Linked DNA regions of Homo sapiens: region 1 is linked to region 2. The links are chromatin contacts, found by Hi-C in ENCODE. All regions are on one chromosome and are shown on one strand. Each heading gives the region's core, a stretch centred on a gene start or an enhancer-like site at or near the end of the contact. The rest is flanking DNA. Distances are from core to core; before and after follow the strand shown.

Region 1 (6,186 bases), core at 1,614-4,113, 45 kb before region 2:
CTCTTATAAGATTATAGTTCCCCTTAACTGCTCTAGAGATAATAACTTGAACATTATAAAATATTCAGTTTTTCAATTGAGATATTCTTTTAGGTCCTACATATCAGTGAAACTATTGACATCATCTGGTCTGAAGGCCTCCATGAGAAACTGACTCATCAAGAAATGCGGTTTCCAAGTCCTGATGATTTCATACTCCTTACCCCAACCAACCAATGACCCAAATTTCCAGCCCCTTGCCCTCCATGATCCCCTTAAAAACCCTAGCCCAGAACTCCTTGGGGAGATGGATTTCAGAGTCTCCTCCAATTTCCTCACTCAGTGCCTTTCTCTGCTGTAAACCCTGCTGTGTCACTGTATTGGTCTGTTAAATTGCAGTGAGGATATGCATCTGTTGGTCCTATAACAATATTGTCAACAGTGACGATGATGACAGTGATGATGATTACAGCTCAAGTCTTGTCCCATCTAGAACCTCTTCCTGACGTCTCTATCCCTGATCAATTTTTCTAACCTTTGGGGATAGCTCTGATGTAGTTCTCATCAATTACCTGTATCTATAGTTACCTATAATTATCTCATCAATGATCTATAGTTAAGTAGATAATTACCTGTTTTACTCAAGAGTAAGAACTGTGTTTCAATTAGCTTCTGTGTTTCATGTAATAGTGAAAGTACAAGATTTGCAGTGCAATTGTATTTCAGAGAAGTTCGATCATTTTCTTAAGGTTACATAGCTTATAACTGTAAGAGTTCACTAAGCTAAAATATAGGTCTGTGCTATTCCACAGCCCAAGCATTTTACTTCTACTTCACCTCTCCTCCCTAGTAGGTACTTATCTGTTAATTAAGCTTAGTGCTCTGCTCTTGGGACCCACTCGTTGTTGTTGTTGTCACCAATATTCTTGTTGTTGTTGTTTTTCCAAATTCCATGTTGATCTGTGTGATAAGGGTCTTTTGACTGATCACAGCTCAAATCAATGTCAAGTACACACAGAGGATGGATTCTTGCCCTTCTCTGAGCCCTAGCATTACAGATTCAGTGTAGCAGGACTGAACCAGAAACTGTTTGGCAATGCCTAATCTGTTGCATTTGGCACCAAAGATGATGGTGGATAAAACTCTTGATGGCATCATCCTTGCCTGGTTGCACGTAGTAAGGAATTAGAAGTCCCCTAGCGTTTGTGTCCAAGCTAATTTAGACTTGTTTTCCTTACTAAAACTCATGGAGGTTTGACCTACTCATATGATAGATGCACATGCCCTCCACAGTCTCCTTGCAAATAAGGATCGCCGTAAAGGATACCTAGAAAAACTGCTGCTCCTCCAGGGTCTGTGTACTCTGAGCATTTTGCCTTCAATGTGAGCCTAGGGTCAAGGGCTCTTGATATAGGTTGCTAGGATTCTAGTTCTAGTTTTACCACCTGCAAGCTGTGTGAACTTGAAATAGTTAATCTCTCTGTGCCCTTTTCCTTTATGTACATAATAAGGATTATATCCCTCAAACATAGCCTGTTGTAAGGAGTTAATGGGATGCCATGTGTAATATAGCTAACAGCCTTGGCTCCCAGGCAGTCAATGCTCCCCTGAGCTCATCACCAAGGGAAGGACCTTGAAAAATGTCACTAGGAAGGACCAAGAAAAATGTGCAACTCAGGTTGGCCTCTGTGAGGGTAAAAGAAACTCAGATGATCTCAGCCCTTCCATTTCTGCTTCCTTCCTTCACCTATCACGCACCCCTGAAAATTTTCATGCTGCCGTCACCACACTCCGGGAAAAACACACATGCTCTGGAGTCAGAGCTCTGAATTCAGAGACCTGTGTCTCCAAAGACTGGCTGTATCCCACTGCAAATTATTTCTTCCATTTCAGCGTTTCCACAGTGTGAATGATAATGTAAACTAAGTAAAACAAAAATGCCTTGCCATGAAAATCACAGAATCCATGCTGTTATTTTCTCAGATATTTTAGTCTTACATAAAGGAAGGGTTGTTTTTCTGTTGTTTTTGCAAAAGTCTTCTCTCTCCGTCTGTCTGTTTCTGCCTCTCTGTTTTTCTCTGTGTGCATGTCAACTATCTCAGACTCTTTCTACACACTTCTTTAAATTCTTTGTATTTTTCTCACTCTCCCATGTCTCACACTGTCTCTTTCTGTAAATCACTCTCTCTCTCTCTCTCTCTCCCTTTCTCTCTCTGTGTATGTGCGTGTCAATTCTCTCAACCTCTTTCTTTATAATTCTCTTACCCACTCTGACTCCCAACCATAGTCATTTAAAGTGTATCCTCTAAATTCATCTGCCTGAATTTGCAGACTGGCTCCATACTTGAAGAACTGTGTGAACTTGGGTAATTTATTTAGTCTCTCTGAGCTTGTTTTTACACTTTGAAAGTAAGGAAAATAACAAAGTTTCTACTGCACAGGGTCATCATGAAGAAGAAATACAATAATGCGGCCAGAGCCCCGACCATCATACCTGGCAAAGAGCATGCATTTAACAAATATTCGCTGTTGTGATTATCTGTTTCTCCTCTCTCCTTGATCCATTTATCCTTGTGTCTATTTCAGGTGCATTCTCTTCCTTTATCTTGCTCTGTTTTCTGGCTCTCTCCCTCTCTCCTTTCTTCCCTCCCTCCTTCTCTCTCCTCCTCCCTCTCTGAACAGAGATCCACTGCTGCTCATTTCCTAAATTTGTTTAGCCACATCAATCTCTTGGTCAGGTGCAGATGTCAAGCTGCCCACACACAAAATAAAAAGCTACACTTGTGGTGCCAAGGAGGTATGGGCGGCTTGGGAGCCCTTACCAAGTTTCTCAGGAGATGGCCCAGGGGTTCCATGACGACAGGGCCAGCGCTGGCAATGTTTTCCTATGCCATGGTAACCACCCACCGTGCGTCACTGCAAGACAAACGGTGCCTCTCAGTAAGCAGAGAGATTAACAGCGTAGAATGTGGAGTATGAGCTCTTCAAAGGGAGCAGAATGTTCAACTGTAATTCATCTGAACTCCCATTTTTAACTCAAAACACAAATTCAGTTGCCAATAGAAGTCTATAAAGAATTAATTAGGGAACTTCACAAACAGTCAAAACTCATAAATTTATCACTGACAAAAAGAATCATTTCCTCTGTCAGACGTGAAGTATGGTTGTCAGAAAACGGAAACAAAAAAGAAAAAAACACTCAAAGAAGCAGGCCTGCTGTCTCATTTCTTTTCTCTAATTTGAAGAGAGAAGATAGTTTAGCACTTGGAGGATTCAGAAACTGACAATGCTCCCAGACCCTAAGCTCCATGAGGCTAAAGGCGGCCATGTCTGCAGTGTTCATTGCCAGAACTCCATTCTGTGGCTTGGTGCCTGGTACAGACGAGGAGTTGAAAATATTTATTGAATTGACTAAAATTTAAAAGGAGGCAATGGGAAGGGATAAAATTGATGGTCCAGACTTCTGACATTAAATCTGGCTTCCCTCCATTGCTCTGTCCTACTTCCTGTGAAACAGGAAGTGACACAGTGGCATCATCCCCCTGTCTGAGAATTCCTGACTACTGTGACCCCATTATTACTCTAACAACCCCCATAGTAAGAGCATGGCTTTGGAACATCAACAGGCCCAGCTCTATCCTAACTTCTATTAGTCTCAGTTTTTTCATGTGTAAAATGAAGCTAATTCTTTCATTGACGTCACACAATTTATGGAGATTAAGTGATAAATGCATTTGAAGATAAATATTAGCTACTAGTATCATTACTATAAGGAGTAAAGAGGACCATATTAGTTTGCTAGGGCCGCCATAACAAAATACCTCAGAGTGGGTGGCTTAAACAACTGAAAATTATTTTCCAACAGTTTTGGAGGCTGGAAGTCCAAGATGAAGGTGTCCGCAGCATTGGTTTCATTAGGAGGTCTCTCTCCTTGGCTTCTGGATGGCCATCTTCTTGCTGTATCCTCACATGATCTTTCCTCCGTGCACACACACCCCTGGTGTATCTCTATGTCCAGATTTCCTCTTCTCATAAGGATGCTAGTCACATTGGATTAGAACCCACCCCAACAGCCATGATATTAACTTAATCGTCTCTTTAAAGACCCTATCTCCAAAAAGTTACATTCTGTAGTGCTGTGGGTTAGGGCTTCAACATATGAACTTTGCGGGGACAAAACCCAGCCCATAGCAGGGACCTTAAGTATAATCATACTTCTCAATAGTTTAAGAGAAAACAAAAATTTGCCTTCCGACTGGCACTGAGCTGAGTTCACCCTTGTAAATCCTCAAGCTAAAAAATATTTTTCAAATCTGACCTGCCAGCATGCAAAGATCTAGCCAGCATACCAGCGATATAGGACTAATGCATGCAGCACAGGACACCTCAGCCAAGGCTCTTGCCCTCTCTAGTCCTAATCTAGGAGGAATAGGTTGGACCATGGGGTCCCTAAGATTTCATCTGCTATAATTCTAGCTATATGATTGCTCAGATGCTGAAAGGATCTGCAAAGGCTTGTACAGAAAGTATGAGTTCATATAAAAAATAAGAGTGTTCCCACCTCTATATTGAAAGTTTAGCTTCTGGAGCTCTCCACTGTAGTAAGCATGTGGTAGAGGACACTAAACTTTGGGAGAAAAATGGGAAAAAGCTCAGGGAATCAAGGTTAGGAGCAAACTCATGAAGGGCTTTATCATAGTAACGCCTCCAGCTTGCCTGGCATCCAAAAGATGGGTCCAATTATTACCAGAAAGAAAACCTAACACTGAATCTTGACCACTCATGAAGTGCAGCAGGTAGTGCAAATAATTCCCTTCAAAATGCATTTCAACCTAATCAGGGTCCACCTCTGGGAGTCGTCCCTGGGAGTCGTCCCTGGGAGTCTTTCCTTTCTCCAGCCTCTTGCCTCTTTCTCCTCTCCTTACCCTCATACCCTTGGTATTTTCTATTTCTCTGCCAGGGTCTGGCTCTATCAATGAAGAAACTCCTTACAGCCCTTGGCTCCTGAACATCACCTCTGATTCCTTCCTCTTTTGTAGGAAAAAGCATCAAGCTCTTCACTTTCCTCGGGTGAGAGATGGCAGAGTGCAGTGGTTAAGACAGGCATTCTGGAGCCAGTCTCATTAGTTTTGAATTCCTGATCTCCCACCGATCAGCTGGATCTGTTACTGGGAAAGTTACTTAACCTCTCTATGCCTCCATTCGTTTATCTGTGAAGTGGGAATTGCAATTGTTTCTCCCTACTGGGGCTGTTAGGAGGGTTAAATGAGCTAACATGCATAAAGTGTGAGGACAGTGCCTGTACACAGTAGGTGCAACACATGTTAACTGCTTTTCCTGAGAGGTGAGCATTCATACTAGTGGCTGAGGTTGGGCAGAACAATTTACTGGGGTGCATAAAGAAAATATCTGTTATCATTATCTTTTTAATGTCTATTTTAATATGTGTTTTATAAGATACACAATATACAAACACAATAGTATGTGTTGACAACTTAAAAATAAGTAAACATATATATTGCGTGGAAATGTTCGAAAAATTCTAATTCAGTGCACAACCAAAAAAGTTTAGAGGCCATTGATCTATAGCCAACCAACCCTTACTTTTTAGAAAAAAAAATGTAATTTGCACAATAGTATTTTTCAGAACACACCCTTTTCCTGTTAATACTGACTTTTTCTCTGAGTGTAATGTAGTTGTCACTGTTCTACTAATGAAACCTCAGTCTCTTTATTCTGTCTTACTAAAGACTGCCAGTCTGCCAATAATAGAGAAGGGAATCTCATCCAGCTACTATACATGTTTACACTCACCTAAACACAACAATAAAGACAGCATCGAGAGATAGAATGAAAGAGTATCAGGGACTGTCAGCACATAATAAATCAGTAATTATAGCTACTATACAACTCATTTCCATTTGCTATTTCTTATTCATTAGTCCTCACTTCGAAAATCCTGGTTTTCCATGATTGTCATTTCACTTCAATTTCATTTCATTTTCAATTTCTTTCACTGTGCATTTTCAGGGAGGGGCTGCATTTCTCCATGTCTACCTTTTTAAAATTATAATGCCCACTGCATTTCTGATTTTAGATATAGACTTCCAACTCTTGGACCCACTGTGGTCTGAGACATTCAGTGAAATCTGGATACCTGCATTGGAAATAACTTTGGGCAACCTTGTTTCAACCCTTTTGGTGTCA
Region 2 (5,797 bases), core at 1,887-4,386:
CACTCATCTTTCAAACTTCATCTTCACTGTCATTTCCTTCAACCTCCTACCTGACTTGCTTCCCTTTGTCAATCTCAGAGCACCGATGGATTTTGCCTTGTAATTACCTGTATGAGTGAAATCATGTTCAAAGACTGTCTCTCCTGATAGAACGTGAAGGTCAGGACACGCTTGTAATCCCAGTGCCAAGAACGGAGCCTGGCACAAAGCAGGTATTCAATGAATGTGTACTGAGTGAACAAACAAGTAAATCATCACCATTGTTGTTATAAAGTCACTGCCCTCTGGAGATTTCAGTTCCCTCTTATGAGCATCCCATTCTGTGAGATTTTATTTTGTTTATGAAATGTTCTGCTCTACTCCCTTGAACCTAGCAGGTTTCAATTTGGCTTTCCTTCCATTCTTCCCAGACTCATGTGGGACAGACCTTAATGCATGCATTTGGCTCTAATAAACTCAGTTCCAAGGTATTTGAACTTCCTGCTATTCTGGGGTGGCACTGTTACGAAAAGGGGAAAAATCACTGTCCTCTAACAATTATTATCACTGTTATTGCCATTTGAGCTAGAAGCCACCTAAGCAGCTTCTGAAAACATTTCAGTTAAAGAACCTACAGTGTGCCTGAGTCTGTTTTTTATTTTTAAATTTTTCTCTGGAGCTTCCTGGACCCAATCACCCAGAGATGGTAGAAGGGCCCTGGTGAAACATACCAGCCCTGAGGTGCCTCATGACTGACAGATCTTTGCAGCTATGGGCCAGCTGCCATCTGCCAAGTGGCCTCCAAGGGCTCCTGCCAAGAAAGGAGAGGCTCGAGGGAGCAGGAATTGAAAATAACTTAGTATACACAACACACATACACACACAGTCTTATCAATACCCTTGGCTCATTTCAGACGTTGAGCTGTAAATATCAAATCCTCAAGGGTATTTCAAAAATAATTGCATTAGAGCAGGTCTGTTGGGTCCACGCCCCTTAAAGATAAAATAAACCTCACCCCATCATGTGCCCTCACCCATAAACAGATGACAGGGAACTCCATAGAAACTCAGTCTATATTTATGCTGAAGCTCTGTTCTTCCTGATGAGACTCTCCATTACTCCAATAGGATTTTTCTTTCCTTTAAAAGTGACTCTTGGCTGAGCATGGTGACTCATGCCTGTAATCTCACACTACTTTGGGAGGCCAAGGGGGGCAGATCACCAGAGGTCAGGAGCTCAAGACCAGCCTGGCCAAAATGATGAAACCCCTTCTCTACTAAAAATACAAAAATTACCTGGGTGTGGAGGTGCACACCTGTAATCCCAGCTACTCTACTCTGGTAGCTGAGGCAGCAGAATCGCTTGAACTTGGGAGGCAGAGGTTTTAGTGAGCTGAGATTGCACCACTGCACTCCAGCCTGCGTAACAGAGCGAGATTCTGCTTCAAAATAAATAAATAAATAAATAAATAAATAAATAAATAAATAAATAAAAATAAAAGTGACTCTTGGTCCTGGAATGTCTGGGAAATAGCAGGAAAATGGGCAGAACTTCCTCTAATCAGCCTTCCCTTTTGTGCACTCAGAACCATGATCCCGCTCCCAGCTCCCCTGGACCCCTGCTGAGGTGCCTGCTGCAAATGGATCATGCTCTGTATTTTACAGACGTTGTCTTGGTTGCTGCCATCATAACCCCTCAGGGCCCAGGTCTCACAGTACCCTCCGACAGAGCTATTTAAGCCCCCAAAAGCCCCAGCTGTTTCCATACTTCCACCTCCCAACTCTGAGTCTCAACGATGCTTGCCTCCTCCTCTCAGCATCCCACATCAGATCCCAAGTTACTCAGGATTTATAGGACTCTCAGGAAAGCAGTGAATCACTCCCCCTTTCTCTACGTATTACTCAATCACAGGTTCCGGAACCAGTTACCAATCAAAGGAAGATACCAAATATCTCCAGCCTTTGTCTTGGGTGAGTAGGACTCAGCCAGGTTCTTCAGACAGTGTTGAGAACACAGACCAGTCAAGCTTGCATATTTTCTAAAGATTTACTGGACTCTCTGTACTTTCACAGAAGCAGACAATGGCCCTTCACCAGTAAGACCAAGAGAATAAGAAAAAATAATACAAGTTATGTATTGAATGTTTACCAGTTTTCTAATCACTTCACAGGCCTTACCTTTCATTGAAATTTACAAGATCCTGATGCGTTATGTGGTTGTTGTCCTCCTCATTGTTGCTGCTATTATTTTGCAAGGAGAAAGACTGAGGCTCAGAGTGTTTAATTAATTTACCCTTCCATTGTCAGGCAAATGACAATGCTTTTTTGAAACACGTATCTGTGTTGATTCCAAAACCTGAGCTTTTAAAAGTATTAAAAATAACAAAAGCTGACATTTAATGATCACATTACCGAATGCTAGGCGCTAAGCTAAGCATTTAACATGCCTTCTATTCTTTCCTGTAATGATCCCACGAGGTAGGCATCAATATGCCCATTTTAGAGAAGAGGTCACTGAGGTCCAGAACAGCTAAGTATCTGGTCCAAGGACTTATGGCTGATGAGCAGAGAAGCAGGGATTCCAGCCCTAGTCTTCTGACCTCGGAGTCTACTTACCCACAGCACTATGGGAACCTCTACAAAAGTTTTATGGAGGACCTCTGGCCCACAGAGAAGAATTATCTCAAAATGTTTCCCTATGCAGACTCAGTCCTCTGACCAAAACCCAACATCCTACTTTTTTAAATTCAAATCAATAGCAAAAGCAGAGATTGAGATTTGTATCTTTAAGCTACAATTCAAAACTTTGTCTTATTCTTAAAACACATGATAATATACAATCACCTCCAGTGGAGCCACCTAAGCCCCCAGCTGCCCCAGCTACTTCCATACTTTCGTCTCCCAACTCTGAGTCTCCACAATGTTTGCCTCCTACATCAGATCCCAAGTTACTCAGGATTTATAGAACTCTCAGGAAAGCAGTGAATCTCTACCCCTTCCCCTACCTGTTCCTCAATCACAGGTTCTAGAACCAGTTACCAATCAAAGGAGATACTAAATATCTCCAGCCTTCGTCTTGGGTGAATGAGAATCAGCCAGGCAGAGAGGCGTCCTCCAGCAAGGAAGACCAGCTTGTGCCAAGGCCCAGCGGAGACAAGACACAATGGGGTATTTCCGGAGCTGCTTATACTTCAGCATGACACAGCCTGGTAAGTGGGCTGGGAGCACGCAGCCGCTCCTTTGTGAAAGGGCAGGCTCCGAAAGGTGGATTCCCCTGGTGTCCCGTATCCTCGGATTTTGCACCACTCAGTGCCTCCATTCCTGGGCAGCTGTCCTCAGTAGTACCCAGCACAGGCAACTGACCACTGTAGATCAAGACTGTTTCTCCAGATCTTGACTCATCTCAGCCTCAGAGCAAACCATTTCTACATTTGTATAATGCTATTCACCAGAGGCCACTGGTCATGACAGCTGTGACATCTACCCCCATGTTCTTTTGGCTGTCTGGTCAATTATTTTCATCTCAAAGCCCCATAATTTCCCAGGCTGGCACGGTAGCCAGGGCACAGGGTCAGGAATCATATATACCTAGGTTCTAGTCATGCATCTTTTCTTTACCAGCTGTGTGACCTAGGACATGTCACTTTGCTTCTCCAAAACCCAATTGCCTTACCGTTAACTGGGGATTATAAAGCCCTCCTTCCATAGTGTTGCTGTGAGGATTAAATATGCTAACCAAAGACCTGGTATGAAGAAGAGGTCCCATGTGTGTCATTAAGCCCTTTTCCCCTACATAACCAAGTGCATAGTGCATAGACGTAGTGAGACAGTGATTAGACCTTTTGAGCAAGGGAACTTCAAAGAGAGCTCACAGTGTTGCCAGAACTCTCTGAATGGATTCATTTATAGAGAGACTGTAAAGAAAGCACACAAAGCCGTGAACTCAACCCTTCACTTGTCCCTGCTCTTCATATTCAAATGTTGGAAAGACAGGACAAGCCGGACCAACATGCAGGGAAAGGTGACCACAAAGCCAGGTGTGTGAAGGGAATGAGGAAGGGGATTGGGCAGGTGCTCACTGAAGAAAGACATCTCCACAGGGGCCAGCCCACCAACGAACACCTTCTTCCTGATTCCAGCTGAGCCTTGGAAGCCAGGTACTTCCTCTACATGCTATGCTCCTAAGAGTCTGTAGACCCCACCAAAGGTCAAGAAATTGCAAAAAATCTTTATAGACTCTAAAAGAAAGAAAGCTTTTTTTTTTTTTCCTGGAGTGCCATGGTGCGATCTCCGCTCACTGCAACCTCCACCTCCCGGGTTCAAGCAATTCTCCTGCCTCAGCCTCCCGAGTACCTGGGATTACAGGCATGTGCCACCACGCCCAGCTAATTTTTTGGTATTTTTAGTAGAGACAGTTTCGCCATATTGGCCAGGTTGGTCTTGAACTCCTGACCTTGCGATCTGCCCACCTTGGACTCCCAAATTGCTGCGATTACAGGCTATTTTATTATTTTTTTAGAGACAGGGTCTCGCTCTGTTGCCCAGACTGGAGTGAAGTGGCAAAATCATAGCTCACTGCAGCGTCAACCTACCCACCTTAAGCGATCCTCCCTCTTCAGCTTCCTGAATAGCTGGGCCTACAGGCATGTGCCACCATGCCTGGTTAATTTTTTAATTTCTTTTGTAGAGATGGGGGGGGTCTCCCTATGTTGCCCAAGCTGGTCTTGAACTCCTGGACTCAGGTGATCCTCTAGCCTCAGCCTCCCAAAATGAAGAAGGCATTTTAAATATCATAGATCAGGCAGTTTCCCAGAGCAGTTGAGGTCCTCCTTGCTGACACGAGGGTGTAGCTACAGGAGCTGCCTCTGCTTGACTCGTCTGCAGCTCTTCTGGGCTCCCTGCTTCCCTCCTCTCCTTCCTCACCCAGTTGTGAAAGCCCCGTCCTTGTGTTGAGGTGCAGGGACCAAGGTCTTTAGAGTCAGATAGACCTCGGGACAAACTGGGCTCCATCATTTCCTAGTGCTGCATTTCCATTAGTTACCTCATTTCTTTGAGCCTCAGATCATCATCTGTAAACACACAGGGCATAATCATAGCATTTCCCTCTTGGGTTGCTGTGAGGATTAGATAAAATATGAATAAAAAGTCGGTCTTTAATACATGCTAGTTTCCTAGGTACACCTCCCCAGCACAGTGCTAAGTATTCGCAATAACAGCAATAACAGCAGTATTAAATAATCACTAAGCACTAGGCTCCGTGCTAAACACTTCCCAGTTACTGTCTTGCTAATCCTCACCACGGCCCTATGATGTAGGTAATATAAGCGCACTTTTTAGAGTTGGGGAAATCAAGTCTCAGAAAGATTCTGTAGTGCATCTCAGGGTACTGTTGAAAAATATCAAAGTAGGAATTCAAGCCAACACAAACAAGGCAGGCTAAGCTCTAGTAGGCACTGACAATGTGCAGGAACTGCTCTAACTACTTTAAATATATCCTCCCCAAAAGAACTCCATGAAATAAGTACTCCTTTTTCCCCCATTTTACAGAAAAGTGTAGGGGGCAGAGGAAAACTTCCCCTTTACTCTCTGATTGTTCACTGAAAATCAACAGACCAAAGGCAGATTAAGAGAAGAAAAGGTATGCAGAATTGTATTTTAACATGCATAGTGTGGGAAAATTGCAGGAGAATGATTACCGAATAACCCGGTGGGGCACAGATGTTTATATACTCTTCATAGGGGAAGAGGAGATGGGGGAAGTGTGGCAATTTGAGGGACAGTGAATGATGTTTAGGGGGAAATGAATGGAGTTGGAGAA

Evidence for each region. A loop is a pair of places that touch in the nucleus more often than their neighbours do. Pooled maps may share reads with other maps.
Region 1: a map of Right ventricle myocardium inferior shows a loop between it and region 2 (4-fold over the local background). The contact joins the enhancer-like site here to the promoter of LINC01177 in region 2. A Hi-C loop is called at or near these places in 4 of 168 maps with a recorded cell type or tissue (Caco-2, Right ventricle myocardium inferior and heart left ventricle) and 5 of 50 pooled maps.

The regions. Positions count from the first base shown.
Region 1 is chr16:9,486,713-9,492,898 of GRCh38, reverse strand. The region is part of intron 1 of LOC101927026 (a long non-coding RNA gene); the gene reads right to left. Among named protein-coding and RNA genes, the nearest start is that of LINC01195, 34 kb to the right of the region's middle. Within about 2 kb of position 2,863, at least 5 of the 41 ENCODE cell types and tissues checked have a DNase peak (open chromatin) inside an H3K27ac peak, as active enhancers do.
Region 2 is chr16:9,442,324-9,448,120 of GRCh38, reverse strand. It overlaps LINC01177 (long intergenic non-protein coding RNA 1177), which reads left to right and starts at 3,136. Exons shown (of 4, transcript NR_126397.1): 1 at 3,136-3,188; 2 at 3,969-4,136; 3 at 5,527-5,617. It overlaps LINC01195 (long intergenic non-protein coding RNA 1195), which reads left to right. Exons shown (of 5, transcript NR_126349.1): 3 at 79-212; 4 at 1,892-1,950; 5 at 2,053-2,108.